Regions from separate parts of the Mus musculus genome. Here region 2 is linked to region 1. The links are chromatin loops, found by intact Hi-C in ENCODE. Cell type or tissue: left cerebral cortex. All regions are shown on one strand. Each heading gives the region's core, and the rest is flanking DNA. Links, peaks and the distances in the headings are about the cores only. Region 1 has its middle 10 kb from the start of Herc6. Region 2 holds the start of Nt5c3 (5'-nucleotidase, cytosolic III).

Region 1 (15,876 bases), core at 4,653-12,652:
TTATCCCCCCCCCCCCACCCTGACTGTCCCTACCTCCATCACCCACCCCACCTGACCTCTAAACTCCCTGGGGCCTCCAGTCTCTTGAGGGTTAGGTACATCATCTCTGATTGAACACAGACCTGGCAGTCCTGTGCTGTATAAGTGTTGGGGGCATCATATCAGCCAGTGTATGCTGCCTGTTTGGTGGTCCCATATTTGAGAGATCTCAGGGATCCAGATTAATTGATACTGCTGGTCCTTCTACAGAGTCGTCCTTCTCCTCAGTTACTTTAGGCCTTTCCCTAATTCAACCACAGGGGTCAGCAGCTTCTGTCCACTGGGTGCAAATATCTGCATCTGACCCTTTCAGCTAATTGTTGGGTCCTCCAGAATGCGGTCATGTTAGGTCCCTTTTTGTGAGTGTTCCATAGCCTCAGTAATAGTGTCAGGCCTTGGGACCTCCTCTTGAGCTGGATCCCACTTTGGACCTGTCACTAGACCTTCTTTTCCTCAGGCTCCTCTCCATTTCCATAAAAAAAAGTGAAAATGCAGGGCTTATTTAGATTTCCCTTGAATGTTGGGTTTCCTTTTAATATCTCTTTTCCTTCTGTTGTGACTTATTCTGGGAGTGGGATATGAACAAATGCTTATTCACCACAGATAACACACTGACAATAGATTTAAAGGGAAAGAAAGAAAGAAAGAAAGAAAGAAAGAAAGAAAGAAAGAAAGAAAGAAAGAAATCCTACCAAAATTTATCTTTGTAAATCAGTGAGTTCATTGGTATTACTTACAGAAACATGGCTCTGAGGATAACCCATAGGGGCATGAGTAACGTAAAGACATAAAGGAATCTTGAGCAATACTCACAAAAGCTGCATCACTGAACTCCACACACACACCTTGCAGGCAACTCTTGCAACAAGTCTCATCTCCATGGCAACTTGCCACTGATTTTACAACCCTGTGGAGGGCCTTATTAACCTCATAACTTTCTGAGAGTCCTGATCCTAGCACATTTCACTATCTTCCTGATCTTAAGGGCCTCCTCCTTCCAGAAGAGAACATCCAGTGGAGAAGTAGTTACTGTCAGCACAAAAAGCACAGATCTTACCTCACACAGGCTAAAAGTTAGTTTATTCTGGAGCCAAATAGGAATGAACATGGCGCAGACACACAAGTTTAGATTACTCAAAATTTCATATTCAAACATAGAAGCAGTTTCATAAAGTTTTTATAGTTTTACAAGACAAAATTTAAAAAGTCATAAATCAAGGTACTTTTCAAATACATTGGTGGGAATTAAGCCCAACGAAGAGATCTCTGCTATAGGTCTCAGATGCTGAAAATGCTGTTAGTCCTTTGATGGCATGAAAACTGGATTTTGTCAAATGAATACATTACAGAAGGTTCTTATCTGTCTGTTAGTCACAGGATGTTAGGTTTGACACAGATGTGCAAAATTAAGCCTATTTATGTGCTAAAGTCAGCCCTGCATAAATTGTAATTAGGTTCTGAAAAGGCAACATTCTAAGCTCCACTGATGTTCACAGTCAAGAAGCCCTAAGAGACAGCTTCTTTTCAGGAATTCTATTTCCAATGCCCCCTGCTGCCCAGGCATCACATTGGGAGTCCAGTAAGCCACTTAATTATCCCCAAAGAGCTAGCATTCTGATTTCTAGGATTCAATCTAAATGAGGTCAAGTAGTGGTCAGGAAAGCAGTCTTCAGAAGAGAGGAATAGCTGGCAAAAACCATTAAAACCATCAAAAAATTCCTGAACCAAATCAGATTATTAATCATTATGATCTGGATCAGATTTCTTTTGTGTCCTCTATATTTGATATCACATTTCAAATATAAGATTATTAACTAAAATGGAAATTAAAAAAGCTAGACTTATTTCTACCTGTATTTATAGCAATTTTTATTCTATGAACCACCTTACTAATATTTGAGATATTTAAACAAATTATTTTTTCTCCTTTTCTCCTCCTCCTCTTCTCCTTCCTTTTTTATTTCTTTCTTCCCCTCTTTGACTTCTTCCTCCTCTCTTCCTCTCCCTTCTCCTCCTCCTCTTCTTCCCCTCCTTCCCTTCCTTCCTCCCTCCCTCCCTTCTTCTCTCCCGCTCTCTCCCTCCATCTCTCTCAGGGATTTTGTGTAGTTTGAGTTTATAGTTTAAAATCATATGGCATAATTAGATATAACTTTAGGAAAGACTGGTCTTCAATATTTAAATTATAATCCCTTCTATGTGAATACTTATTTGCTCTATTTTATTGATGTATTAATAGAGGTAGAAACAAGAAATCGGAACATGCTAGAAACCAGAATTTTGTCATCCTTACAGATATAACCAAACATTACCTTTTATTTTAATGGTTAGAAGTACAATGAGACCCTAGAAGGAATCGTTGCAGTATTGCTTATTTCCTTTTATTAGTAAAATACAAATTGTTTGATTTATTTTTTTTTTTTTCAAAATCCTGGTTTGTTACACTACAGGACACCTTAGACACTAATTTAATCAAGAAACACCAGTACTTACAGTATAAAACATCATGAATATTGTTGATTTTAGAAAGTGGAATAGACCCTTGGTACCAATGTGTAGAGCTTGACGCTATCAAGACAATTGAGAGCACCTGATTCTGGGGAAGGCTGGGGCAGTTGTTCAAATAGAACTATCCCTCCTTTGTCTGTGTGGCCCTTTTATTGAGGAATGAGTCTCTCTCCTCCTGATGATATTTAGGCCAAGAGAAGGGTTCCAGAAAGAGGTATCCTATGGATCCAGTCCTGTGGATCTGCTGGAGCTAGAGGCCAGCCCCTAGTCCACTGTGTCAGCTTTGGGATTGCCAAGGTGGCTGGATCCGAGGAAGCGTGGTGCCTCTGGCAGTGGATTATGGCTATCTCTGCCAGGAGTTGGAGGGCCTCCAAGAGTTTGGCTATAAGGGGTGTGTTGACAACGAGAGTACTCTTGGCACTAAGGAAACCTCTTTCCTTCCAAATGATAAGAGTGGGTATTGCCCGGTATGGTGGTGCACGCCTTTAATCCCAGCACTCGGGAGGCAGAGGCAGGCGGATTTCTGAGTTCAAGGCCAGCCTGGTCTACAAAGTGAGTTCCAGGACAGCCAGGACTATACAGAGAAACCCTGTCTCGAAAAACCAAAAGAACTATTAAAATATCTAAAATCGGTATAGATGTTATCCCATAGGCATTTGGCTATTTGGAGAACCCCATTTTTTTTTTTCCAAGACAGGGTTTCTCTGTATAGCCCTGGCTGTCCTGGAACTCACTTTGTAGACCAGGCTGGCCTTGAACTCAGAAATCTGCCTGCCTCTGCCTCCCGAGTGCTGGGATTAAAGGCATACGCCACCACACCCGGCTGGAGAACCCCATTTAACGTGACTAATTTGGCCTTTTATGAAGAGGTCCTATGATGCTTTGAGTATGCTTGGCCTAAGGAGTGGTACTATTTGGAGGTGTGGTCTTGTTGGAGGAAGTGTGTCTCTATGGGTGTGGGCTTTAAGATTCTTGTCCTAAACCAGGCATGGTGGTACACACCTTTAATCCCAGGACTCAGGAGGCAGAGGGAGGCAGATTTCCTAGTTTGAAGCCAGCCTGGTCTACAAAGTGAGTTCCAGGACAGCCAGGGCTATACAGAGAAGCCCTGTCTCAAAAAACCAAAAAAAAAAAAAAAAAAAAAAAAAAAAACCAAAAAAAGTCAGTCTTCTAGCAGCTTTCTGATGAAGATGTAGAACTCTCAGCTCTTCCTGCACCAGCTGGCCTAGATGCTGCCATGCTCCCACCCTGATGATAATGGATTGAACCTCTGACCTTGTAAGCCAGTCCCAATTAAATGTTGTCCTTATAAGAGTAGTGTTGTTCATGGTGTCTATTCAGAGCAGTTAAACCTACCAGCAGATGTATTACCTTAACTGTATCCATGGAGCTGACTACAGAATAGGCCCCCTAGCAGTTTCCCAATCAGTCTATGAGAGAGCTTCCATTCATAAAGAGGGTGAGTTGGAGGTCTGTGAGGAGTTGGCCTAGGAGAAACAAGATGCGGTAAGTATGTGCTTTCACAGCCTCTGGGCAGGAATAAGAGGTGAGTATCAGGGGGGAATGGAACTTGGAGGAAGGTTGCAGAATTTCGGGCAGGACTGAAGGTCAAGGTAATATGGGGGATTTCTAAAAGCAATAGATGAAAGGTTTGGGCCACGAGGGCCCAAGAAAGGAAGTAGAGAAATGACACAGAAAGTCTGAGAGCCAGTGGGTAGAATATACAGTGATAGGCTGGAACAGTGTGGCCTTGAAGAAACTCTCAGGTGAGTTCTGAGACTGCTTCTAGGGCTCTCAGACACATCACTGAAATACAGTGGAATCTAGCTGTTTGGACAAAAAAAAAGCTATAGGCCATGGGAAGGCCCAGCATGTTGAGCTAAGATACCCATGGCCACTTCCATCCTTTCATCTGTAAAGAGGTGTTAGGGGCAGATGGAGTCCAAGACAGCCAGCACAGGGACCACAAAGAGGTCATCCTGCAGTAAAGACATGGCAGAGCATGGTTGGGTGGGTGAGAGGCCCCATGAGGGCCCTGGCTGCCTGGTACAGGGGCTTGGAAGTAATGAAAAAGTTAGGGATCCAGTGATAGAAGAATACAGAAATGAAAGGATTTGATCCCCAGTCATCAGGGGCTGCAAGTTCTGTAAAGGTCAGATTCAGGTGAGTTGGACACCCAAGTACATGATGGCAAATTTGGAGTGACAAAGTGTCTTTTTGGGGCAGAGATGGGGCCGCAAAATAAGATATCATCAACACAATAAAGTGTTCGAGGAATGAGGTCTAAGGAGGAGAGGTCCCAAACCAAGGCTTGGCCAAAGAAATGAGGACTATTCCAAAACCCCCAAAGGAGAACTGTCCATGTGAGCTGTCTTGAAGTCTGTGTATCTGGGACCTCTAGGTAGAGGCAAAGAGAAAATATGAATCAGGGTGTAGGGGGACAGTAAAGAGAGTGTCCTTTAGGTTCGGTATGGTAAAGTGGGAAGTTGTAAGAAGAAAGTTAGAAAGGATGGGTTGATAACCACAGAGTAAATTGGGATTACTTCCTCATTAGTAGGGTGGAGGTCCTGTACTAAGCAGTAGGAACCAGAGGGCTTACACATTGTAGGGCTTATCCTCTGGGTGAATGGGAGCATTGCAAGGTTAGTCAATAGGAATTAGGAGTCCCTGAGATAGGAGGTCGGTAATGACAGGCTTGAGACTGAGATGGTGATTTTTCAGAGACATGAAACTGGAGTCTAGAAAGTGTAAACTAAAAATGATTATTAGCATTCTCCATATATTAATTAATGCTGGAAATTAATACAGTGGCAATTATTCCTGAACCAGTTTTTGCCCCAAATCACCACATGGAGACCTTTCAATATTTCAAAGCCTTGGGTTTTAGCTGGACTGGCTCTCATCTAGCTCATCTAAGTTAACCCAACCACCTACCTCCATCCAGCCACATGGCTAACTATACCTTTGAGGCCTGTGACCACATCCTTCTCCTTCCTAACAAAAAGGCTTCCCTTCTTCTCCTTCTCAGAGTTCCTTTCTCCCTCTCAGGAAGTCCCGTCTTCCACTTCCTGCCCAGCTCATTGTTTTACTAAAGACAATCCAAGAATGATGTAGGTAGGTGAAGAAGGACAGAGACACAATTTCACACAGTATACCCTAACATCTCCCCACTTTAGCCCTCTCAATAAAACACTACATACAATAAGAAAAATTACAAGAATGATCAAGTAAGAAGTACATTCACCTGATAGAAGTCTGATATGGCTGTCTCCTGAGAGGCTCTGCCAGAACCTGATAAATACAGAGAAGGAAGCTCACAGCCAACTATTGGACTGAGCTCGAGGGTCCCCAATAGAGGAGATGGAGAAGGGACTGAATGGGCTAAGGGGGTTCGCAGCTCCATGGAGGGAGCAAAAGTGTCAACAGGCCAGATCCCTTGGAGCTCCCAGGGAGTGGACCACCAATCAAAGAGTATACATGGAACTACCCATAGCACTGGCCACATATATGGCAGATGTCTTGTAAGACATCATGGGGAGGAGAGGTCCTGGGGCCTGAGGGTGTTAAGTGCCCCAGTGTAGGGGAATGCCAGGGTGGGAGGATGGGAGTGGGTGGATGTGGTTGGACCCTCATAGAGGCACCCTCATAGGAGGGTGGGAGAGGAGGTTTCCGAAGGGGAGACCTGAAAAGGGGAAAGATATTTGAAATGTAAATAAAGAAAATTCCAAGAAAAAAAAAAAAGAAGTACATTTCCAATGTTCAGTGCATTTGTATTTGGCATTCTTTGGAGAAAGAACTCTACTATCTATCGTATTTAGTCTTCAAAAACTTCAGGGACTCACAGAACTCAGGAGGCAGAGGCAGGCACATCTCTGAGTTCGAGGCCAGCTTGGTCTACAGAGTGAGTTCCAGGACAGCCAGGGCTACATAGAGACACCCTGCCTCAAAAAATCCACACACAAAAAAAGTTTTTATTAATTTCAGGCTGTTTTTTGACATTAAGACATGTCAGCTACTGGTAGCACTCTATTTGATCTGGAAGAAGGCGATGTGAATCAAAGCACCTCCATTTGGGCTTTTAATTTTGGCAAGCTAGCCACCAGGAAAGAATGCTGTCCAGAAAGGACAAATAGATATAGGCAAATTGACTGCCAAGCTCTGGCAAGACAAGGTTAGAAAATCCCTTATAATTCGTGCTTCACAAAAGGATCAGATATCACAAGGCTGAAGATGATGGTCTAGTATTTTAGAAAATATTAGGGACTGTCTTGTCATTTGTATAATTTTTGGAAGCTACATAGTCTTATTATAACCTTAAGTTGTAAAGGATCTAAGAAAATGTTTAAGGGTCTAAGGAGATGTTTTAAGGATGGTTAGAGGGTCCAGAAAATGTCTTATGAATGTTGGAAGAAGTATAAACAGGTGTTTGTAGGTTAGTAATGTAAGTTAGGATGGAAACTGAGTTAGATACAAAATTCTGAACCCTTTAAGATAGAATAATGGTAGGATACTTTATCAAGTTGCCACATATAAATAGACTTGACATTATGAATTTAACTCTTACCTAATAATTTTCATAATTGTTTCATTTCTGTTCTTAATAGATGTTGTTTATTATTATAAGAGAAAAGGCCTTCTTATTTAGACAAAAAAAAAAAAAGAGGAATTGTTGAGGCTTAGTCAGTTGCAATGTATTGTAATGCTAAATTATGTGTACCAAGGCCTAATTGCCTCAAGACCAGTAAATTCTCACATATGCTTCCTCTTGCTCTGCAAACCTTGTTTCTTAATTTAAATCTATTGGTTGAATAAAAATGTTTACAGCCCATAGCAGGGCAGAAAAAAGGTAGGTGGGTCATGAGTTCCCAGCTTGGGTTCTGAGGCAGAAAGGATAGAGGAAAAAGAAGGCTGGTCAGTAGGTAAAGCAGTGTAGAAGGGGGAGGGTTGGGTAGGGGGAGGAGGAAGGGAAGGGTAGAGGGAGGAAGGCTGGCCACTGGGTAAAGCACATGGCAATGTAGAAGGTCCAGGGGAGGAGGTGGGGATCAGGGAAGCAGCAGAGAGAGACTAATCAGTTATGGCAGATGGCTCAGGATACAAGTCCTCAGATGAAAGGGTGTCTAGTGGTGCTGTAAACCTGGCCAACCAGACCTGGGCCGCTAAGCATTGGCTACAGAGGGATGGGCAGGAGTGCATTTCCCCCCCTCGCCCCCCCAAAACAAAACAAAACAAAACAAAAAAAAAAACCCTTGAACATAAAGGAGTTCAGGCCACTTAACCATAAGCCAGAAGAAAATTTCAAGATCAAAGAGGATGCTAAAGTCTAGAGTGCCCTCTGGTGGCTATTTGTATTATCCAGAGTGTACTGAAGCCAAGCCACAAAACAAGAAAACAAAGAAAAATCAGGCGTTTTGGGTGCAAAGTCTGAGACCATCCCAATTTGGATAAATTTTGCAAGACACGTTCCAGGGACGTCTGAGGATGGGGTTGCTCTGGTGCAGCTACTCCTCTTGGGAAGAGCCTGATGGGTCCTGGACCTGGAAGAAGTCTTTGTTGGCTACTGGTAAGGTTAGTTTACCTCAAGTCAAAATTGGTCACCTCAGGAGGAGAGAAAATAGAAGGATAGAAGCCTATCCAACCTGCCCGGGGGCTCAACTCTACCCAAGTTTTGACACCAAGATAATAGGCTTCTCTGCAGAGTTAATAGGCTTTTTAATGGATGGGGGGAGCTGATGTGTGTGTGAGCCACAGGTTCCAACTGAACACTCTGTTCCTCCACCAATGTCATCACAGAAATATAAGGATAATGTTGAACAGAAAGTATACATCAATGACCTCTGTATCACTTAAAAGGACAGCCAGCCTGGTATCCCCCATGGTAATCTCAATAGCTTTTGGGGGGCCAGAGTCTTTGGTCTCCACACAGGACAGTGTTAAGTCTTCCAGCTACCACACAGGACTACATTGGGTTTTGGCCACCAAACCCAGAAGGTCTGAGAGTTTTGGGGTTTTTTGTTTTGTTTTGTTTTGTTTTTGTTTTGTTTTTGTTTTTTCCTTTATGTGGAGGAACTGGCCTACCTTGGCAAAGCAGAGTGGGGCAGTCAAACCAACCGTCTCCAGAGTTATTGCAGGACCCTGGTAGTGGGAGAGGCATGAAATACTTCTTTGCCCAGGGGTTTACAAGTTAGTAGCTTTTCTATGATTAGGATCTAACAATTTTATCCCTGTTAAGTTTGAGCATTAAATCTTTTGAGTTGAAGATCTGTTACTCCTGGGATTCATGAAAAATAAAACAAAACAAAACAAACAATGAGTCCATGATTGTTGAAGACCCAAACTGTTTCAACTAAAACTAGACCTCTCATCCTGCAAAAAAAAAAAATGTTTTCTGTTTTGGTCTTACTTCATTTGCCTAAAGAGGAATTCCATGTGCTGGCTGGACATGTCCTTATAGGGAAAGGGGAAGTTAAAACTGTAATGTGGCCACCAGACTATGTGACTATCTCAAAGCTGGCAGAGGTGGTGGTCATACAGGCTAAGTACATGCAGGCCCAGAGAAAGAAGGAAACAGTACTAGCTCTTGCTGGTCTCAGAATGAGATTTTTGAGGTTTGGCCATGTCTTGACCTCCCTCTTGTTCCAGACTGCTTTCTGGTCACACAGTGAAACTTGCCAGAGAACTGCACCAATAAGCCTGAGATTGCTGCCAATTCAGTCTGATCTGGTCACTTCAAGACACCCCGGAGTCTCTTAAAGCAATTTGCTGGATGGAGGGATTCTAAGAAAGCAGGCAGTGTAACAGAAGTTATGATCGGCTAGATAGGACATGGTGCCCTTGGGTTTCTAGATAGTGTTGGGAAATTTTCCGTGGAGACCAGATTCTCAATGGCCTAAGGAGTTCAAATTCTAGTCAAGCTTAAAGATGACCTAAGGATGGAGGAACTTCTGCATTATCTTGCACTATCACACTAACATGCTGTAGCAAATTAAGATTACCTTTGTATAGATTTTTAACTATCAATCTTTTTTGTTACAAGTTTTAAGCTAACTTTTTAAATGATAGATTTTATAGATCTTTGAACCATAACTTTCAAATTCTAAGACATGGAAAGTTTACAAGACTTTTTCTAAAGCAGAGAATAAAAAAAACTTAAGAGATTTTCAGGAGTGGAGAGTAAAGAAAGCCAAAAAAGATGATTTGGGGATTATGTGCTTGTGCAGAGGCAGAAGTTGTTACTATTCATGGGAAATTGGAAATTGAGTGTGCCATCTTCAGGTTATTGAGGCTTATGATCTAGGTTATACTGGGGCCAAGCTGGTGGCAATAAGTCAGTGAGACTTTAATGGAATCTCTGAGTCCATGGAGGGGAAGTGATTAAAAGACAGGATAAGAACCCATGGTTAGTTTAGGCTCTAGGAGGTGAATGAGGCAGAGCAAGCTCCAGGAGCAAGCTGTGAGACAGGTGGGGAGGAAGCCATGAGCACATCGAGGGTGAGAGAGGAGGGACTTATGGGAAAGGGTCACATAGAAACTCCACCAGAGGGAGAATTCCAAAAGAAGAAGAGTAAGTGCCTTAGCAGAGAGATGCCCCAAGTCACATCAGCCAAGGAGAGATAGAACCTTCCCAAGTGATAGATGTCAGGAGGGTATAGTAAGCTCCAGGAGAAGTAAAACCAAAACAGATAACATATTGTGTTGGGTTAGAGTTCTGTTTATAGCTGAAACAGTTAGCTTGGTGCTAAAATCTAGCTAAGAGATCATAAGTCTTTCTGTCTGGTATCAAGTCCTTACTAATTAAGGCCTTTATTTGCAATGAAGATTAAGTTCCTGGTTTGATGCAGACTGTTTGCAACCCCTATTCACTTAACATTTATCCTTACCATTATTCCTCCCCTCTTCATCATACCCTTTTAACAATCATTAACCCACAACTCTCTCACCCAGTGTGAACTCACCTCCTGTATAAAAAGAACTTCAAGAGGCCAGTGAGGGCTGCTCTTGGAGAGCTCAAACTTAAGAGAGATAGTCAGCTCTACAGCCTACAGCTCACTCAAATACACCTTGTTTTAGTTTGGACAATTGTGACTTTCAAGAATTTCTCTCAAATCTCAGAATTAACAAGAAACCAACAGGCAAGGAGAGATTAGTGGTTAAAGCAGGTAAAGGAGCGTGGCTGGAAAGTGGACTCTAGAATTTAGAGTGGAATATCGTAGGTGGCAGAAGCCAGCAGAAACAAATGATCCATACATTAGATGGATGAAATTAGTAGCTTGGTTCATTTAGGAGAGACCAGGTCCCTTGAAGAAAGGCATTTGTGATCTTCTCAGGTCTATAGGACCAGGTGTAAGCAGGGGCAAGGAGCAATAATGAAACAACCAAAATGACCACTCATTAGGGGAAAGGTTTTTACTGTGGGTGTGAGAGAGAAAATATCCAGACACATCTGGAAGAGTCCAGAACAGAGAGGAAAAAGAAGCAGACTGGACACGTCCAGAGCTAGGGAAGCAGGAATAGGAATAGCAAGAGTGGGCACTGCATGTAGCTTTATGCTTTACCCAACATTAGTTCTGAGAAGTGACCATGCTACCGGCCCCCTCCCAGCTTCCCTTGAATGCTTAGATAAAAGACACAGACACACAGTCATTCAATTTCAACTTGCCTTCTTGGCACAATTGTTGGGCACTACTATTTCCCACCTGGAAAAGCATGCCCTTATCAGATTCTTATCTCCATCTCTCTCACCTGCCCCAAACTTCAGTTGGTAAATTCCCCTGACCACCTGCCTGTAGGAGTGGCCTGTGTGGCTACTGTGTTTTGAGATCTCACATGGTTGCCTGACTCTCCTCTCTCCAAAGCATGGTGGACTCCTTTCTCCTTCCTTGTGTCCCTCTGCCTGCCTTCAGGGACCCGGAAGTCTCACTTGTCCCTTCTACCCAGAAATTAACCCATGGTTATCTTTACTGACAGGTCAAGAACCATTTGGGGAACAGGACCTTATCATCAGAATTGCACCCTAAAAGTGGGAATAGTAGAGAATTACCTGTTATATAAAGGATGGATGAATAACTGAGAGGCAGGAAGCCTGTGAGCTGGAAGAAGCCTGAGAGTTTAGGGTAGAGGAGGAGGTCAGAAGGAATAGGGTGACAGTGTGGAGACCTTGAAATATATAATGAGTTCTTTTGAATAGGGACTGTAGGAAACTAGAGCCAGCATGGGCTTTGGTATGCAACCACAGAAAGATGACAACAGAGAACCATATTTTGCTTCTTCCAGAGGCAAGAAAGATGATTTCCTCTAGCAGACACAAAACATTTCACTAGTTCATGAGGAATGCTAGCTTTAACCTAACTCCCAAAAATCATTCTATAATCCTGTTTGAGCTGGACCAAGACTGTCCTTTCTGAACATATGTACTGCCTTTTGGAATTTGATGAATTGGAGTTTTCTTGGGACTTGACAATTCTTAAAATCCAAATTATGCTGAATAATGAGAATAAAACTTTAATAGATACAACAACAAAACTTGAGTCAGTTAGACATAAAAACTAGGCTCATATAAGACAGGAAATTGGGATAAGCAAACAATTATAACAAGTAAGATGATTATAAAAAACACAATTTGATTAAATTTGTAATTTCTTTAAAACTAAGAGTAGCATTATTTAATATCTTAAGAATATATCAAGTGCCGTGTTCCTCCAGATCCAACCCCTGAGTTTCATGCCCAGCTCTTCAGTAAAACACCCATGATGGCCGGGCAGTGGTGGCACATGCCTTTAATCAAAATCTAGACAGGAAACAAAACTCAAGGAAGAAAACACTAAGTGAACAAAGACAGGCCCAGAAATCAGTACTTAGAGCTATAGACATCCCAAACCTAGATGCCTAGATACCAGCATGAGAACACAATAACACCCAGAACACTACAGCCCACTATCCTACATAGCAGGCCCTGAATATTCTAACACATTAAAAAAAAACCTTCAAATTAATATTATGAAGATGATACAAGTCTTTAAAAAGGAAATGAATAAATCCCTTAAAGGAATCTAGGAAAATACAAACAGTCTAAGAAAATAAATAAAACTGTTTAAGACCTGAATTTTGAAATAGAATCAGTAAAGAAAACCCAAACTGAGCAAATTCTGGAGATAAAAAATTTAAGAATTCAAACAAGAACTACAGAGTCAGGTTTCACCATCAAAAGACAAGATAGTTAAAAAAGAATCTCAAGTATGGAAGAAATGGATACATTGGTCAGCAAAAATGTTGAATCTAAAAAATTCTGCTATAAAACATCCAGAAAATCTGGAACACTATGAAAAGACCACACCTAAGAATAATAGGTATAGAGGAAGGAGAAGAAATCCAGATCAAAGGACCAAAAAATGTTTTTAACAAAACTATAGAACAATTTTCCTAGCCTAAAGGAGGAGATGCCAATAAAGGCAGAAAAAGCATACCAAACATCAAATAGATTGGACCAGAAAAGAAAGTCCCCTTACCACTTAGCAATCAAAACACTATATACACAGAGCAAAGGAAGAATATTAAAGGCTGTAAGATAGAAAGGCAGGTCTATTAAAATTGCATCCAACTTCTCAGTGAAGACTCTAAAATCAAGAACGGCCTGACAGATGTCCTGCAGACTCTAAGAGACCACAGATGCCAGCCTAGACTTCCATACATAGAAAAACTTTAAATAACCACAGATGGAGAAATAAGATATTTCATGATAATACCAAATTTAAATGATATCTAGCCACGAAACACAGCCATACAGAAAGTTCTAGAAGGAAAACTTCAACCTAAAGTGATTTACTAAAACTATGAACATCAATGATAAACATTAATTTAGGTTAAAGGGTTAGAAAAAGATATATCAAGCAAGTGGATCTAAGAAACAAGCTGGTGTAACCATTTTAATATCTATCAAAATAGACTTCTATCCAGCATTAATCAGAAGGGATAGGGAAGGACACTATATGCTCACCAAAGGAAAAATGCACCAATAGGACACTGCAATTCTTAACATTTATGCCCCAAACACAGACACTCACATTTGTTAAAAACAACAACAACAACAACAACAACAAAAAGACAAAACAAAAACAAACAAACAAACCCCCACTACTACAGTTTAAACTACATATTCATTCTCATAGTATGAAAATGATAACTAACTATACCCCACTTTCACCAAAAGACAGGTCATCTAGACAAAAGCTAAACAGAGAAATTTTAGAGCTAATTGACAATATAAAACAAATGGACCTAGCAGTTATTCATAGACCATTTCATTGAAACACAAAAGAATATACCTTCTTTTCTGCACCTCGTGAAACTTTCTTCAAAACTGATCACATATGCAGACACAAAGCAAGTCTCAGCAGATACGAGAAAACTGAATAACTCTCTTTACTCTATCAGAAGTTCAAGGTCATCCTCAGTTGCATAGAGAGTCAGAGACCAGACAGAACTACGTGAGACTCTTTGTCACTCTCTTCTCCTTAAAAACCTTAAAACACGCACACAGACACACAGACACACACAGACACACAGACACATACAGACACACAGACTCACATAGACAGACACACACACACACACGTGCACACACGCACACACACACACAGACACACAGACACACACAGACATACAGACACACAGACACATACAGACACACAGACTCACATAGACACACAGACACACACACACACATGGATGCAGAGAGTTACTGAATCTGGAGTAAAGCTGAAGACCAACAGTAGAAAGGACAAAACCTTATAAACTCATAGAAACCAGACAAATCTGAACTGAAAGAAATTAAAGATTCGCTAAAATTAAATGAAAATAAACAAACACACATCATATCCAAGATTAGGAGATACAAGGAAAGTGGTTCTAAGAGGCAACTCCATAGCATTAAGTGCCTACATTAAAAAAAGAAAAGAAAAATAGAAAAAAGAAAGAGAGAGAGAGAGAGAGAGAGAGAGATCCTATACTAACAATTTAATAACACACTTGAAAGCTCTAGAGAAAAAAATGTAGAAATCACACCTCAGGAGAGTAGATGGGAAAAAATCCAATTGAGGGCCTAAATTAATCAAATGGAAACAAAGAGAACAATACAAAGAGTCAATGAAACAAAGGGCTATTTTTTTTTTTTTGAGACTATCAATAGGATAGACAAACCCTTATCCAAATTTAACTAAAAGGCAAAGAGGAAATGTCCAAATTAACAAGATCAGAAGTGAAAAGAGAGACATATTAAGAGACACCAAGGAAAGCCAAAGAGTCATTAGACCTTATTTCAAAAAAGTACTCCACAAAATTGAAAAAATCTAAAAGAAATTGATAGTTTTCTCAATTGATCTACCTACCAAAATTAAATCAAAATCAGAAAAACAATTAAAATAGACTTATAGTTCCTAGTGAAATAGAACACTCATTAATAGTCTTCCAACCACAAAAAGAAAAAAAAAAAACCAAAACAACAACAAAAACCACGCAGGGTCATATGGTCTTAATATAGAAGTCTACCAATCTTTCAAAGAAGAGTTAACACCAATACGCTTCAATTTATTCCATAAACTAGAAACAGAAGAAACATTGTCTAATTCATTTTATGAGTCCCCAGTTACCCTGACACCCTTAAGTATATACATACAAAAAGTACTTAATAAAATACCTTCAAACTGAATGCATGAACATGTAAAAAGAATCCACAGGATCAAGTAGACTTCATCCCAGAGATGTAGTGGTTGTTCAGTGTATGAAAAATCAATAAATATAATTAATCCACCATATAAACAAAGAGAAAAGTTACAAGATCATCTCACTAGATGAACAAAAGGCCTTTGACAAAATCGAACACCCTTTCATCATAAAAGTGCTGGAGAGATTAGGGCTACAAGGAACATACCTCAATATAATAAAAGCAGTTTAAAGCTAGCCTATAGTGAATGTCACACTAAATGAAGAAAAACTCAACACAATTCCACTAAAATCAGGAACAAGTCAAGGTTGCATACTTTCTTCATATGTATTCAATATAGCATTTGAAGTCTTAGCTAGAACAATAAGACAACTAAAGAGATCAAAGGTATACAAGTTGGAAAGAAGTCAAAATATTTCTATTTGCAGATGATATATAAGTGACCCTAAAAATTCTACCATAGAATTTCTACAACTGATAATTTCAACAAAGTAGCTGGATACAAAATTAACTCATAAAAACATCAGTAACCCCCCTATATACAAATGACAAACAGAGAAAGAAATTCAGGAAATAGTATCCATCACAATAGCCTCAAATAATATAAAGTATTTTGG
Region 2 (15,876 bases), core at 2,528-10,527, 650 kb before region 1:
CAATCCCTGGCTTAGAGAGAGGAACCTTCCAAGGTAGAGTCCGCTCAGGTGTAGGAGGGCAGGTAATCTATACAAGGCCACACCGTTTACAAGCTGAAAAGTAAGGGGCTTGGTCGTGAGCTGCTGGCCCCAGGGCTCCTACTCTTACTGGACTCTCCACAAGGGTATCCAGTAGTCATGCCTAAACAGTGAAAAGATACTGTAAACCCACTTAGAATACCCCTTTGTCCCTAATCTTTCTTTCTTTTTTTAATCTTAAAAACTATAGAGACACATATAGTTTGATAACTCTGAACAAACATGAAAGCTTAAGCAGTAGACCAAGAAAGTGTGTATTTGGTTGCAGGACACTTTTGGCCAGCCGTACTCAGGCTTCTCCGCTGCTGGAGTGGAGTCTCCACTAGCAGCTGATTCTGAGCAGTGCTAGTCCAAGGAATGGCCATCCTGAACTAGAGACACACGGCCCAGCTCTGTAAGATGTCTGAATTTAGAAGAAAGATTTATTCTTGGGGTGACAAACAAGAGCGTTCAGTGTTTTCATCTCTCTGAAATGTTTTGGATTTATTTATTTTATTCATACTTATGCTTCTATGTATGTCTGTACACATTGGGTGCCTGTTGGCTGAAGAGGTTAGAAGAAGGCATTGGATACTCTGAAGTTATAGATGGTATTGATCCACCCCGTAGCTTGTGGGAAACAAACCCAGATCTTCTGTAAGAACCACAGTGGTGTTCTTCACCAATGAGCCATCCCACCATTTCATATCACCAAAATCTGTCACAAGCTTAGTGGCACACTATGGTAATCCTGGCTAATCTGGAGACAAGGCAAGAGAACTGCAAGTTCAAGGCCAGGCTTGGCAACTTATTGGGACTCAATCTCCAAATAAAAATGTAAATGGATTTTTAAAGGGTTACCTAGCATGCAGTAGGTTAAATCCCCAGTATAGGAAAACCTAAAAATCGATTATATATGTTCCTTTGTAATGTTAACACATTAATATTTTTACATACTGCTTTGAAAATGTTTTTTTTCACAGAGATATATGATATAGTGGCACCTGAACTCTTTTCAAATTGTTTGTGTGTCAAGCAACAGGAAATAACTCACCTTATCTCAATGACTCAACACTGTTGCAAGAAACAACTCTGATAATGGAGAAATTCACAACGAATCCGGAAATCTGGGCATGATAGAGCAATCTTGTAATTCTGGAGGCTGAGGCTGGAGGACTCTCGAGTTCCTGGCCAGCCTGAGCTCCATAACGAGAAAGTCCCTGTTTCCATAAAGTCAACAAATCTAAGGACCACTGAAACCGATATAATTTTAAACTGCCTCAAAATTGAATTGTTACAACATTTTAATTACATCTATTATTTGATTTTGTTTTGGGGAGGAGGGTGCCAGGGCTGAGCATGTGGAGATCACAGATAACCTGCAAGTTGGTGTTGTCTCCCCACCACACACGTGCTCTGGATATCAAATCCAGGTTGGCAGGCCTCACACCTGGCACCTCTACTCACTGGGATATCTTGCTGACCTTTCATTTGATTTTTAAGAATCAGGTAACCTCCCTCTGCCTAAAACAAAACAAAACAAAACAAAACAAAAACCTCAACCCACCACTACCACCACTGAAAAACCTCAACCCCTTTTAGATCACTAGTAGTACAGTTCTAAAGAGAGGCTTTAGGCAGGATGTGACACATGAGCTGTGATCTGTACAACCTCTGTGCCAGGTAATACTGCACACACTAAGTCCTAGCTAACTGAGAAGATAGGGTTGGAGGGTCAGTTCAGTCCAGGGGGCTGAGCCTGGTATAAGCAATAGAACAAGATCCTGTTGCAAACCAAAACAATCCAAACACGGAGTCTAGCCTTGCTCACTCTTGACACAGCATGTCCTGGGCAGCCAGGATTTTATTTTCAGCTGGAAAACATTTATGAACTCAATGAGAATGTGGAAAAGACATAGACCCAATCAACAGAGCTCTCTGGTCAGATGGGATCAATATTAGCAACAGATAAAGTAGTACTGAACTATGACTCCAAATAAATATCTATGAGCCCGTACTGATATGTAAATAAGGGAGGATAGACAAGCTTCCAGAACAGAATAATCCCAAACAGTTCTTGTAGTCACTTTAACCACAAGCACTGAACTGTAACTCCGTACTGTAAAGGCAAACTTCTTCCGCTAACTTCATTCCAAAGGGCACAGGATGGAGGAGGAGACAGAAAATAACTGACCGTGGAGAATGCTGACAAATATTCTTCAAGCAGAGCTTACAAATTAGAGGTTAGGATGACAGCGTGCACCCTTGCTGTGTGATGAAAGTAACACTTCACACTAGTCATCCTCCGAGAAACTCTAGACGATCGTGAGAAAAGCTCCTGATAAACGCAACCAAGGCCATTCTACAAAATACCAAAACTTCAAACAAGTGAAGTTTGAGAACATGCCCAGTGAAGACAAGATAAGGAGGCTGGGGTGTGAGTCTCGGGTAGAACACTTGTGAAGAGGCCCTGGGTTTAATCTCTGGACCAGAGTGGGGTAAGATAAGGAGCTGCACAGTACTCAGAAGTACTGTGAAGGCCACAACAAGGAGCCAGGATGACTAAGTGTGTTGTGATACCCAAGAGAAACTCCTGGGACATAAGTAAACGTGAAGGAAATCTGAAAAGGGTGGCAGTGCATTTAATAATGTATCAATACAAATGAGTCACACAAGATATTAATGACAAGGGAAACTGGTGTGTGATATATGAGAGCACTCGTTCATACTACGGTAAATCCATATTGTTCTAAAATAAAACTCTTAGAGAAAGGGTTTGATTATGACAAATTAATCAGTAATCTTAAGAGACTGTAGATGCGATAAAGAGAAATCTGGAGCTGATTGTGGTGGCACATGGCTGCCATCCTAACACAGGAAGGATGGCGAATTCAAGGCATGGACACAGGATTCAGAAAGATGTAGCTATTCCTGGATACTTTGTGGGCTCTTCTCTTTTTCACCCTTCTCCATCCTTTTTCTTCTACCCTTACTCCCTAACATCAGATAAGAGAGAAAAAAAGGATAGAGAGGAAAGGAAAGAGATCCCAGAATGAAGTCAGGGGCCAGAAGGGGGACAAGTTATCCTTAGACTGCATCCTGTTGATTAGGGGTGTTGAGTTCCTAGGGGCAAGTTTGATCTTCACCATCAGGATATCTAATTTCTTCTTCTCGCCAAATATTTAACAAACAGCGACCCACAGCAACCAACAGCCAATCAACAACAACCTAACAACAACCCACCCTGCCTCTCTGGGCCTTCACATTTATATACCCTCTGAAAAGTCCCCAGAATTCCAGAAGTCACTCCATCACAGAAACAATCTGCAGCTGAAAAAAGCGCACCCCTACTAGAGCCTGCGGCAAACCACAGTCAGCTGCCGTGGACACTCTGAACCAGACCCATAGCTCACACTTGGGTTTACAATGAAAACATATTTTTATAGTATTTCTATGTTTTTTAAAGAAGCCAGAACTCCAGATTTCTCACTACAGAAAGACCTTGCCTTAAAAGGGGATGGGCTAGGAGGGCACTGACGAAGCAGGTATGGTTGTCTAGCAGGTGTAAAGCCCTGGGGTCTATACCAGTATAGACCATGTGTGTAAGTACGGGTAGACGTTAAAACAGATTCAGGGAGTACACACCAGGATAATTAAATTGTAAAGTGCCAGCCAACTTCACTAAATGGCTTGTCTTATCTCTCTGAATACTTCTAGTGTACCTTTTGATTGGTTTTCTCTGGGAATCTAGTTTGCCACATTACTGGACATTTCCACTATGGCATGCATAGCTCACTAGCAAATCCCTAATGCCTTTCAATTAAAAATGTCCTGATGGCCAGGGTAACTCAGGAATGTAATCTTGCACTGAGATGGCTGAGGCAAGAGAAACACCATCACCCAGAACGCAACTGGTGTCATTTTTTCCTAGCCTACCTTGGTTAGGTAGTTATATACCATCTGTGATCAGAACAGCAATGTTCAGTGGGTATCCTTGGGTTTGTACACATTCTATGAAGGAAGAGGGTGGAGACAGGTACAGAGGACTCCCCAAACATGACTTATAAAGAGAGAGAACAAGGGCCGGAATATATATTTCAGGTCATCCAAATATTTCTCCCATCTAAAGGAACAATCAGCTAAAACTATAAAAGTAAAAATATTAAACTCTTTTACATCTTCTACTGAAAAACTATTAGGGGGTCTGACGCATAGTTTAAAACAATGCATATAAAGACTGACTTGTACAGTACAAACAAAAAATATTTGGCATTATTGGTCCCTTAGTACTTTATACAATGAAAGTAAAACTCTTCCTTAAGATTTCGTGGAAAAATCAGCCCACTGTTTAAGTACATAGAGAAAGACAGCGAAATCAGCTTTTTCCCACTGATGGAAAATTATAAAATTTGAGTATGGAACAAAATAAAGCCATGTAAATTCGCTAGACAGGGAGGGAGGCAAAACTTCTCACACAAAATGTTTGCAACCAGAGGTATATAAAGAAAATAACCCAGGAATAAAGGAATTCACTTAAAATATTAGTTTCAATAGAAATAGTTTCTCAACTTTATATTTTAGTTCTGGATGCTCACTTGTACTCCAGTAAGTAAGTCACACTCACCATGCATGCTCAAGTCAGATGGAACAACAGTAACATCAAAACAACCCTAAATGAAACAGACATTCTGGGATCAACAAATCGCCTTAAAACAAACCTCAAATGGAATTCTTGAGACAAACAATTTAAACGAGACTGCAATTAACTCTTAAAAGTACATTTCTAGGATTTAGGAAAGAGTTTTGGGGGACTGACACATGAATACTTCTTGGAACATAAAACAAGGAAGAACATTCAAATAATCGAGCTGTTTCAATATTGGCATTTCTAAAAAAACACTGAAAATGCTCTTTTCATAACGTAAGCCAAGGCAGCCCCGATGATGTAAAACAAACAAACAAACCAACCAACCAACCAACCAACCAACCGACTCCTGGACAAGAGACTATCGGATTAGCTGCACGTCTTGGAGGCGGTTGCCAACTGGAGATTAGCTCTGGAGAAACGGGTTTTGCAGCAAGAGGTAGTTATCTCCGAGCATCTATTCTCTCCACTCTTTGAAACAAACGCTGTCAAGCATCAGCACGCGTGCAGGCTGCCCTCGCAGGGCCGCGGCCGGCCCACGCCACTTGGGCTGCTCGCGCGCGAGCCGATGCTCCCGCACTCACCATTTCGATGATCTTGGTCTTGCGGCCCGTTTTTCTCTTCAAGGTGAATATGTACTGGGCCAGCACCACGCCTGCTACCACCGCGCACACACTGGCGCTCGCCACCGCGCCCACTCGCGCCACGGCCGCGCGGTCCATTGACAGGCCCGCGTGCTCTCGGCGCGGAAGCCCGGGATCCGCGGGTACGAGCCCAGGGGCGCGGCCGCAAGCCGCACACTTCCCCGGAGCCCCGCCCCGCGCGGGGGAAACCGAGGAGGCCCCGCCCAGAAGAGGTGAGGGGCGGGGACGACGGGGCGGAGACTAAGAGGTCCGCGTCCGGAATCCCGCCCTTATAGTGGGGGCGGGACTTCCTCTGACCCTGACTTCAGGAAACGCCGCAAGGACCCGGAAGGAAACAACTGTAATTAGCTACTAAATGCAAGTAGTGCATCTGTAACCCAGAATCCTGGTGACCCGGATGCTATGCTGTGCCTATAGTCCACAGTAAGATCGCACCAGAAACATCGAGAAAACAAAGTCTTGCCCCAGTGTGAGAAAATTCACCCGCCACCCACTCAGAAACTGTGCCTCGTCCTAGCCTTCATGGACTACGACACCCAGCAGGCTCAGCGGCGCTGCGTCTGACCTGCGCAGTAGCATCCTGGGTTGGAAGGCCTAGATATAGTCGTTTTTGGGAGATCTGTCAGCTGTTGGGCTTTTCAGTCACAGTCTACCTACAACTTTAGCTTACTTTCCTTAGGAGCGTGTGCAGAGAAACTTAACGTTGTTCTCTCTTGCTTAGTATATTTCAAGGGATTCATGTAGTTTACTCTGCTTCTCGCTGAGTGGGTGGGGTGTGATGAGGTGCAAGAGAGAATCTCAGGAGAGTCGCCCCCGATTCTGTGAGGTTTGGGCTGCTGCTTGGCGAGACTGTCTCTCTCTGCCTGATATATGCAACCGAAGGAAGTTAAGAATGAAAAGCCGTGGGAGAGAAAGAATTATTTTTCTGTTTTAGGTTTTTATTAGCTGGTCTAAAGCAAATTGACATAGACATTATCTTGAGTAGAACAATTCATTGTGCAAACAGAAGTTCCACAGAAATATGAGACTCAAGCTGGTCATGATGGAGCATGCTTCTGATTCCTGCATGTAGGATCCTCAGGCAGGAGGATTGCTCGGAGTACAGTGGCTGATTAACCAGGGCCATGGGTCAAAGCCTTAACGAAATGGCCAAAAATTGAGGCTGAAATATACCACCTAAATTACTGAAAGGAATATGTATTATATTTGACATTCTTGAGCAAGTTGGAGTCTGCAGGAGGGGAAATGTATGGTGACTAAAGGTTGCCTTGTGCAGATGAAAATCTTTCCAGGGGATAAAGGTGTGAGCTCAGCGATAGGGTGCCTATTACCAACCCTCAAGTTCAACAATTCTGTTTGGAGAAGCTCTTGACCTGATACATTTACTAATGACAATCTCAACAATCTCTGTCTCTGTCTCTCTCTGTTTCTGTCTCTCTCTCTCTGTTTAAATGTGTATTTCTTCTACACTAGAGATGTTTAAAATTATAAGGAATTTGTATTAATTTTCTGTGGCTGTGATAAAACACCATGACCAAGACCCCTTATAGAAGAAAGAAAGAATTTACAAGAATCCATAATGGTGGGGTCAGCATGGCAGCAGGTGGCAGCAGGCTGCTGGCATGGTAACAGAGGTACATCTTTCATCTCAACTATAAGCACAAAGTACAGAGAGCAAACGAAGTGGGACAGTCTTCAAACCCTTAAAGCAAAGCTCCAGAGACATGCTTCCTCGAAGAAGGCTGCACCTCTAAAGCTCCTGAAACAGCACCACCAACTGGAGATCATATGCTCAAATGTATGAGCCTAGGGGGGGCATTCTCACACAAACGACTATCGAATTTAAGGGAAATTCTTCAAAGAGCTTTCCCTGCTTTGAATAGTTCTCAGCATCTTTCAGATCAAAATAATTGTTGTACCAAAGTAGCCTGTTTCCCTATGGCATAGTCTGATCTCCTTTAATCATACTTTGAGGTGATATGGCTTGATTGTCATCATAATTAAAGCTAAGGATTGTTTTTCTCTGTGTCATATGTTCTCTGTCCTATCCCTGGGGCCCTTGCAAAGCACTCTAAAAATGTACCTATATATCTATATCTATAGCTTTCCTATGGGGTTGCCCTCCTCTTCAGCTTCTTCTAGCCTTTCTCTAATTCAACCACAGGAGTTTCAGACTTCAGTGCAATGTTTGGGTGTAAGTATCTGCATCTGTCTTGGTCAGCTGCTGGTTGGGCTTCTCAGAGGACAGCTATGCACACCATAGCATCAGTTATAGTGTCAGGTCTTGGAGCCTCCCCTTGAGATGGATCCCAATTTGGGCCAGTCACTGGACCTCCTTTCTACCTTTATCTCTGTAGTTCTTTTAGATAGTAATAATTCTGGGTCAGAGCTTTTGACTGTGGGATGGCAACAACATCCCTTCATCTCTCCATTTCCTCATTGTTGGGTATTTCATCTAAGGTCCCTCTCTTTGAGTTCTGAGAGACTATCATCTCCCAGGTCTCTGGTACATTCCAAAGGGTCCTCCCACCTCCTACCTCCCAAGGTTGACTGTTTCCTTTCATTCTGTTGACCCTCAGGGCTTCATTTCTGTTCCCTCCAGTACTGATCATATTCTTTTTCCCCTCCTCGCCTCTCCCACCCAGTTCCTTCCCATGATTGCTTTCTTTTTCCTCCCAAGTGGGTTTGAAGCATCCTCACTTGGGCCCTTCAGCTTGTTAACCTTTTTGAGTTCTGTGGATTGTATCCTTGGTATGTAGTACTTTTTGGGCTAATATCCACTTATTAGTGACTACATACCATGCATGTGCTTTTGGGTCTGAGTTACCTTACTCAGGATGATATTTTCTAGTTCTATTCATTTGCCTGCAAAACTCAGGATGTTCTTAATAGCTTAATAGTATTCCATTGTGTAAATGAACCACATTTTCTGTATCCATTCTCCTGTTGTGGGACATCTGGGTTGTTTCCAGCTTCTGGCTATCAGAAATAAGGCTGCTATAAACAGCGGAACACATGCTCTTGTGGCATGGTGGGGCATCTTTTAGGTATATGCCCAGGATTGCTATATCTGTTTCCAATTTTCTGAGAAACCTCTAGATTGATTTCTGAGCTCCGTAGTAACCTCCTGTTTTCATCTCTAATTGTATTGATCTGGGTCTTTTCTCTTTTATTTGGTTAGTATGAATAGGGGTTGTTAAATTTGTTTATAGTGCAAAAGAATACATTTGTCTATGTATCATTAATTTCTGCCCTAATCTTTGTTATTCTTTTTGCTCTCTACCACTTTTAGGGTTTTTGCTTGCACTTGATTTTCAAGGATTTTAAGGTACATGACTATATTACTTGAGAGCTTTTTTATTTTATTATTTTATTTATTATTGCTATAAACTTTCCTCATAGAGCTAATTTCATATCCCAAGTATTTTGACAAGTAGTGGTTTAATTTTTATGGGATTCAAGAAACTTTTAGATGTCCTCCATGATTTCTTCAAAGACACACTGGACATTCAACAATGTGTAATTCTGACTCCATACATTTGCTTAGTTTCTGTAGTTGTTTTCAAGTGATTTCTGGTTTTATTGTGCAATTACATCATCAAATACAAGAGATTACTTTGAATCTTTGACAATTTTACCTTATGACCCATTACCTATTTACCTTATGACCTATATAATGTGTTCTACTTTAGATATGATTCCAGTAGCTACTAACAAGAATATGTATTCTGTATATATGTTGGATGTGAAATTCTGTATATATCCATCATGTCCACTTGATCTATGGTATAATTTAACCCCGATTTCTCCATTAATTTTTGCTTGTTGAATGACCCATATAGGGATTAGTATATGGTATTGAAATTATCCAGTATTATGATATCAGGACCTATCATAACCTTCAAAACCATTAGTTTTAAAATGAAATTATGTCTCGATATTGATGTATTTATTTACAACTGTTATTATTCTTGATGAACTGCTTTTTAAAACTTAATATGTAGTAGCCTTGTGGGGTGGTTTGAGTGGAAAAAATCTTCCACAGGCACCTGTATTTTAACATTTGGTCCCCAGTTGGTGTACTGTTTGGGGAAGTTGTGGAACCTTTTGGAGGTTCAGCCTTATTGGAGGAAGTGTGTAACTGGCCATAATTCCATTCATGCTCTCTACTTCATGTTTGCAGTTGAGAAGATGATCTCTCAGTTTCCTGAGGCTACCAGGCCTGCTGATTGCTGCCATGTCTCCCTGCCATGAGGACTCTTATTCTACTGGAACCATAATCAAGTATAAACTCTTCTTTCTTTAAGTTGCTTTTGTCCATAGTATTTTTTCACAGTAGTAGAAAAGTAAATGATACATATTCTGTAGATGTTTGAATGAAAATGGCTCTCATAGACTCATGTATTTTAATATTTGGCCCCCAGTTTGTTGAATTACTTGGGAAAGATTCAGAAGTGTGGCCTTGTTGGAGGAAGTATATCACTGGGGTCAGGCTTTGAAGTTTCAAAAGATTTGTTCCATCTCCAGTTAGTTCTCTCTGCCTCCTGCCTATAGATCAGGATGTAAGCTCTCAGCTACTGCTCCAGTGTCATACCTGTCTGCCTATTGCCATGTTTCCTGTCATGATGTTATAAACTTACCCTCTGAAACAATAAGGCCAATAAACTCTTTCTTCTAAGTTGCCTTGTCATGGTGTCTTATCACAGGATTAAAAATAAAGTAGCTAAGACACCTTTACTTTTTCTCATTAATTTTGCTTTGAAACATATTTTATCAGATACCTATATAGGTATACTACTTGGTTTCGGTTTCTATTTGTTTAGAAGACTGTTGTCAGTCTGCTGACTCTGAGTTTGCCATATCTTTACCAGGGAGGTGTGTTTCTTGCATACAATATATAGTTGGATCTTATAGATGGGATTCCCTTCCATCTAATTGGTCTTCTATTTTCTCCAAAACCTTCCCTTCCAACTTTATGTCACTGTAGCTTGACATCTGGAAAACAGGCCTAGCTCCATACCCCAAGGATCCACCTTATTTGCTCATTAGTAAATTTGTTAACTAGTTAAGACTACCAGATTTCTTATCAAAGATAGATAGGTTTGCCTTGCTCACAGGCTTCACGATATAGGATAAACAAGTTCAGATGTAAGTTTTCACAGATATAATATCCTGCTACTTTCTTATTTATTTATTTATTTATTTATTTAAAACTCCAGATTTTATTCCTCTCCAGGTCAACCTCTGGCTGTTCCACATCTCATACCTCCTCCCCACCCCCACCCCCCCTTTCTCCAAAGGATGTCCCCACTCCCATCTCACCTGACCTCTAAACTCCCTGGGGCCTTTAGTCTCTTGAGGGTTAGGTGCATTTTCTCTGTCTAAACCCAGACCCGGCAGTCCTTTGTTGTATATGTGTTGGGGGGCGTCTAATATTAGCTGGTGTATGCTGCCTGGTTGGTGTTCCAGTATCTGAGAGATCTCGGGGGTCCAGGTTAATTGAGACTGCTGGTCCTTCTACATGGTTGCCCTCCTTATCAGCTTCTTCCAGCTTTTCCCTAATTCAACTACAGGGGTCAGCAGCTTCTGTCCATTGGTTGGGTGCAAGCATCTATATCTGATGATTTCAGCTGCTTGTTGGGTCTTTCAGAGGGCAGTCATGATCGGTCCCCTTTTGTCAGTGCTCCATAATCACTATCCCTGACCTCCCAACTACAGAGCAATAGTGATAAAAACTGCATGGTATTGGTACAGAAACAGACATGTTGATTAATGGAATAGAATTGAAGACCCAGAAATAAAACCACACGTATATGGACACTTGATCTTTGTAAAAGAAGCCAAATATATACAATGGAAAAAAGAAAGCATGTTCAGCAAATGGTGCTGGTCTAACTGGCAGTCTGCATGTAGAAAAATGAAAATAGATCCATATTTGCCAGCTTTCACAAACCTCAGGTCCAAGTGGATCAAGGACCTCAACATAAAACCGAATACACCAAATCTAATAGAAGAGAAAGTGGGAAAAAACCTTGACCTCATTGGCACAGTGGGAAATTTCCTAAACAGAACTCCAATGGCTCATGCTCTAAGATCAAGAATTGATAAATGGGACCTCATGAAACTGGAAAGCTTCTTTCTGTAAGGTAAAAGACATAGCCAATAAGACAAATTGGCAATCTACAGATTGGGAAAAAAATCTTCATTAGTCCCACATCTGATAGAGGACTCATAAAATATATAAGAACTCAAGAAGCTAACCACCAAAAAAACCCAAACAAACAAACAACCAACCAAAGAAAGCAAAACAAACAAACAAACAAAACAACCCCCCCCACCCCCAAACAACCCAATCAAAAAAAATGGGGTATAGAACTAAACAGAGAATTCACAACAGAGGAATCTCAAATGGCGGAGAAATAACTAAAGAAATGTTCAAAGTCCTTAGTGATCATAGAAATGCAAATCAAAATGACCCTGAGCTTCCACCTTACCCCAAAAGATGTACCACCATGCCGCATGAACATGTTCCATCATGTTCATAGCAGCCTTGTTTGTGATAGCCAGAAGCTGGAAACAACCCAGATGTCCCACGACAGAAGAATGGATACAGAAAATGTGGTTCACTTACACAATGGAATATTACTTAGCTATTAAGAATGAGGACATCGTGAGTTTTGCAGGCAAATGGATGAGCCTAGAAAGTATCATCCTGAGTGAGGTAACTTAGACCCAAAAGGACATGAATGGAATGTGCTCACTACTAATAAGTGGATATTAGCCAAAAAAAAAAAAAAATACAGCCCACATAACTCAAAAAGGTTTTGTTATTGTCTTATCTAAACTCAGTTTCCAGTGAGTAAATGCTTCATATTTCCTCTCCTTGCTGTGCAAGTGTCCTAACATTAATCGATATAATAACAAGTTTAAACTTTAGGTTTCCTTTGATTGTTTTATAACTATATACTTAAAGTGTTTCTCATGCTGGATTACATTATCAGCTATTATACTCAAATAAAAGTTTCCTTTGGTTGCTTTATAACTATAGACCTAAGGTGTTTTTTTCTTGCTAAACTATACGATCAACTATCATATTTACAAAGTGAAGGTTCTGATTTTCCTTTTTCTTTCAAATATAAACTTAAAATTTTTTCTTGTTATGCTAAATTTATGTGTATTCAGTCCCTTAGAAAGAAGGAAAAAGCCCTTCTTGTTCCTTCTGCTCCACAAAAAGGTTTTGTCTTTCCTAAGCTCATCTTAAAGACTGTTCACATTGTTAACAAATGTATCTCTTTTGTAAACTTATAAGCTACAGGAAACCCATTCATTTGATATCTCTCCATCCAGATAAGTATACCTGCTAATCAATAGCCTATGTTCCCCCTTGCTACCTATCTCAGAGGGTGGGATTCCTCTCCTGTTCCTGGGATTGGGACTTTCCTCACTCCCAACCACCAAGACCTAAGAGTTTCAAGTATACCTAAGAATTTTCACACACACACACACACACACACACACACACACACACACACACACACACGTATTGGACCTGCTCCTTCCATCTATCCACAGATGGTTCCACAGACCCTGAATAGCAAGCAAACAGCCAACTTTCTTAAGACTGGACCAACATCCCCATACCCATTTTCTTAGGTTTCCCAGAGACATGTTGCTCCAGAGTCTGCAGGAAGTAGCTAAAGATCATGATGATCCTACTTCTGCTTCACCATCACCTCTTTCGAGTTTTCCCATTTAAAATTAAGCCGAAATTGGGGAATTTTAGCATGTCTTCTAGGCTCTGCCCCACAGTTTCCTGGCAACAGCCAGGTGTGCCTGACTCACTATAAAAGTAGCTGCATGCCTCCTCCTCTCTCTTGCCCTCTTGTTCTCTTGCTCTCTTACTGCCCCCTCTGTCCCTTCTCTCCCCATTCCTCTCCTCCTCTCTCTCAATGTATTCATGGCTGACTCCTCCTCCTCCTCCCACTCCTCCTCCTTCTGTCTCTGTCTCTCTCTCCTCCCCCCTCCTCAGCTTGAGGCTGCTCCCTTTCTCAAACTCCCACATTCTCACACCTACATACATACACACTTCACACGTACACCACACAGACCTCATACACACTACTCATACACCTCACACACACCTCTACACCCCCCACCTCTGTGCACTCTCCTTTCACTCATAAACATGTTTCCCTCACCTTTAACTTGCCCCAGTCTTATATTGTTACTCCAAAAAGCAGGTAGAAAGAAAAACAGTGTATAATCATTACCAAATGTGTCAAGTTCAAAAGAATGATCACATTTCACAAAGAATTAAGAATTATGATTGTTCCCCAAAGTTTCAAGCTTCCCCTATTCCCAGGCCCGTGGCCAAAATAATAATTGGCAAACATCACTATTTAAACTATAACTTTTGACTTATTATATTTCAGAGCTCAGAGTTCCAAGGTCAGTTACATGGGGTTTCCTGTGAAGTTCTAATAATAAATGACATGGGCAAAGCTGCTAGGCAGTGGTTAGAAGGAATCAGGTTAACTCTTAACTCAGCAGTTCTACTAGCTTCTGCTTCTGCGTGTTGCACACAATGACGCTCCTAAGAGTCTCAGTGTTTTGACCTAGTTTTACTAGTATAAAATTCATGCATTCTATATCTACTTTCAGGAATCTAATCTTTACTTGCATATACATATATATCCCAAGGAGACCAGGGACCACTCTCAAATGTGCAAAACTCATTTCATAACTTTACTCTGGGTCCCAATATTGGCTCTGTTTCGTTTTCTTAGTTTACTTCTAAACATAATTTCTTCGAATTTTCTTTGCAAGTCAAACATTAATCTGAAACTGCCATTGTGCAGTTATTACACTGTTCCAAAAATGAGAGTGTACAGCACACACCTGGGGCACTAGGACTCTCCTGTACCCCTGTGCCTCAATTTTTGATTAAGAATCATTACATTCTAGTTTCACAGAATTCACCAGAGCAGGAGAAAGAAAGAGCAATTCAGATATAATAGAATAATTATGCATACCAAGGCCAACTGAAAAGCAGTCATGCACAAATGAAATCTATACAGTCATTGTCCAGGGCTAAGGTTAGAAGGAATGGGAACAACAACAACTTCTTCTTCTTCTTCTTCTTCTTCTTCTTCTTCTTCTTCTTCTTCTTCTTCTTCTTCTTCTTCTTCTTCTTCTTCTTCTTCTTCTTCTTCTTCTTCTTCTCCTTCTTCTTCTTCTCCTCCTTCTTCTCCTCTTCTTCTTCTTCTTCTTCTTCTTCTTCTTCTTCTTCTTCTTCTTCTTCTTCTTCTTCTTCTTCTTCTTCTTCTTCTTCTTCTTCTTCTCCTTCTCCTTCTTCTTCTTCTCCTCCTCCTCCTCCTCCTCCTCCTCCTCCTCCTCCTCCTCCTCCTCCTCTTCTTCTTCTTCTTCTTCTTCTTCTTCTTCTTCTTCTTCTTCTTCTTCTTCTTCTTCTTCTCCTTCTTCTTCTTCTCCTCCTTCTTCTCCTCCTCCTCCTCCTCTTCTTCTTCTTCTTCTTCTTCTTCTTCTTCTTCTTCTTCTTCTGCTGCTGCTCGAGGACTTCTGAGATGTCACCATCCAGGCTGTGGGTAGTTCTGATGGCAGGTCTCCTGGAAGCATGTGTCTCCTGCTTCTCAGAGGCCCAGGCACCAGCCATGTCATGGTACGCTGTCCCCAGCTCCTCCCCATGCCCTAAGGAAACACTATTCCATACTACATCTGTTGTATGGCTGGTACTTCAGGGGAAGGGCTGCCTCAGCATGGGTCATCAGAGGCACCCCCCTCCCCGGCACCATACTGTCCTTCTACTAAACATATCCCTGGCTTATTTTTATAAAACACAACACTCTTACCCACTGCTCCCACTTAGCACCGCTAAGTGTATGTGCATGGTTTGTAGGATTATCCACTGGGCCTTGTGTAGCCTTGCAGGAGCTTCTACATCTTGAAGAAAACCGACTATCTCTCCCACAGCAGCCATAAATTTTCAATAGCCCCTCAAATGTCAGTGCTACTTCATGAGTACCCCCTGCCCTCTGCATCCATGCTGGGGTTTTGTCTGGCCTTATCTGTTGTAAGCCTTGTGCATGCAGTCACAACCAACCTGAGTTTATAAGTCTGAGTCCATAGTCTTCTCATGACTAGTAAATCCTTTTGTATTGCTCATATCCACTACCTCTGGCTCTTACAGTCTTTCCTTCCCCATTTCTGTTATGATCCCTGGGTCACTAGGGGAAGAGTGTGATGTAGATCTCACTTAGAGCTTAAACTCCACAATCTTATTCTCTGCGTATTGACCAGGTGTGGATTTCTGTGTTAACCATGATCTACTTCAAGAAGAAACTTCTCTGGGACCTGTAAAATGGGTCATCAAGTAAAGGTGCCATGCCTGATAACATGGGTTCAGTTCTCAGGACTCACATGATGTAAAGAAAAAAAAAAACTGAATGCAGCAGGGTGTTCTCCAACCTGCCATGCTATATCACATGGGCACACACACATCATGTGGTACATGTG

Evidence for each region. A loop is a pair of places that touch in the nucleus more often than their neighbours do. Peaks named below come from ENCODE experiments on the same cell type or tissue, not always from the same donor. Only the 100,000 strongest peaks of a DNase experiment are listed, where the experiment ranks them.
Region 2: a loop joins it to region 1, with 2.4 times the contacts of the local background. A loop is called at or near these places in 8 of 42 quality-filtered maps.

The regions. Positions count from the first base shown.
Region 1 is chr6:57,562,742-57,578,617 of GRCm38, forward strand. No RefSeq gene overlaps it. Among named protein-coding and RNA genes, the nearest start is that of Herc6, 10 kb to the right of the region's middle. In left cerebral cortex, for the core only: a CTCF peak has its summit at 7,888 (motif pointing left); a DNase peak (open chromatin) is centred at 7,882.
Region 2 is chr6:56,918,386-56,934,261 of GRCm38, forward strand. Nt5c3 (5'-nucleotidase, cytosolic III) reads right to left here and starts at 5,547. Exons shown (of 9, transcript NM_026004.3): 1 at 5,287-5,547. The coding sequence starts at 5,424. It also overlaps a transcript of Vmn1r4 not described here. In left cerebral cortex, for the core only: no CTCF peak of the experiment used is centred there; a DNase peak (open chromatin) is centred at 5,700; H3K4me3 peaks cover 1,942 bases; H3K27ac peaks cover 1,753 bases.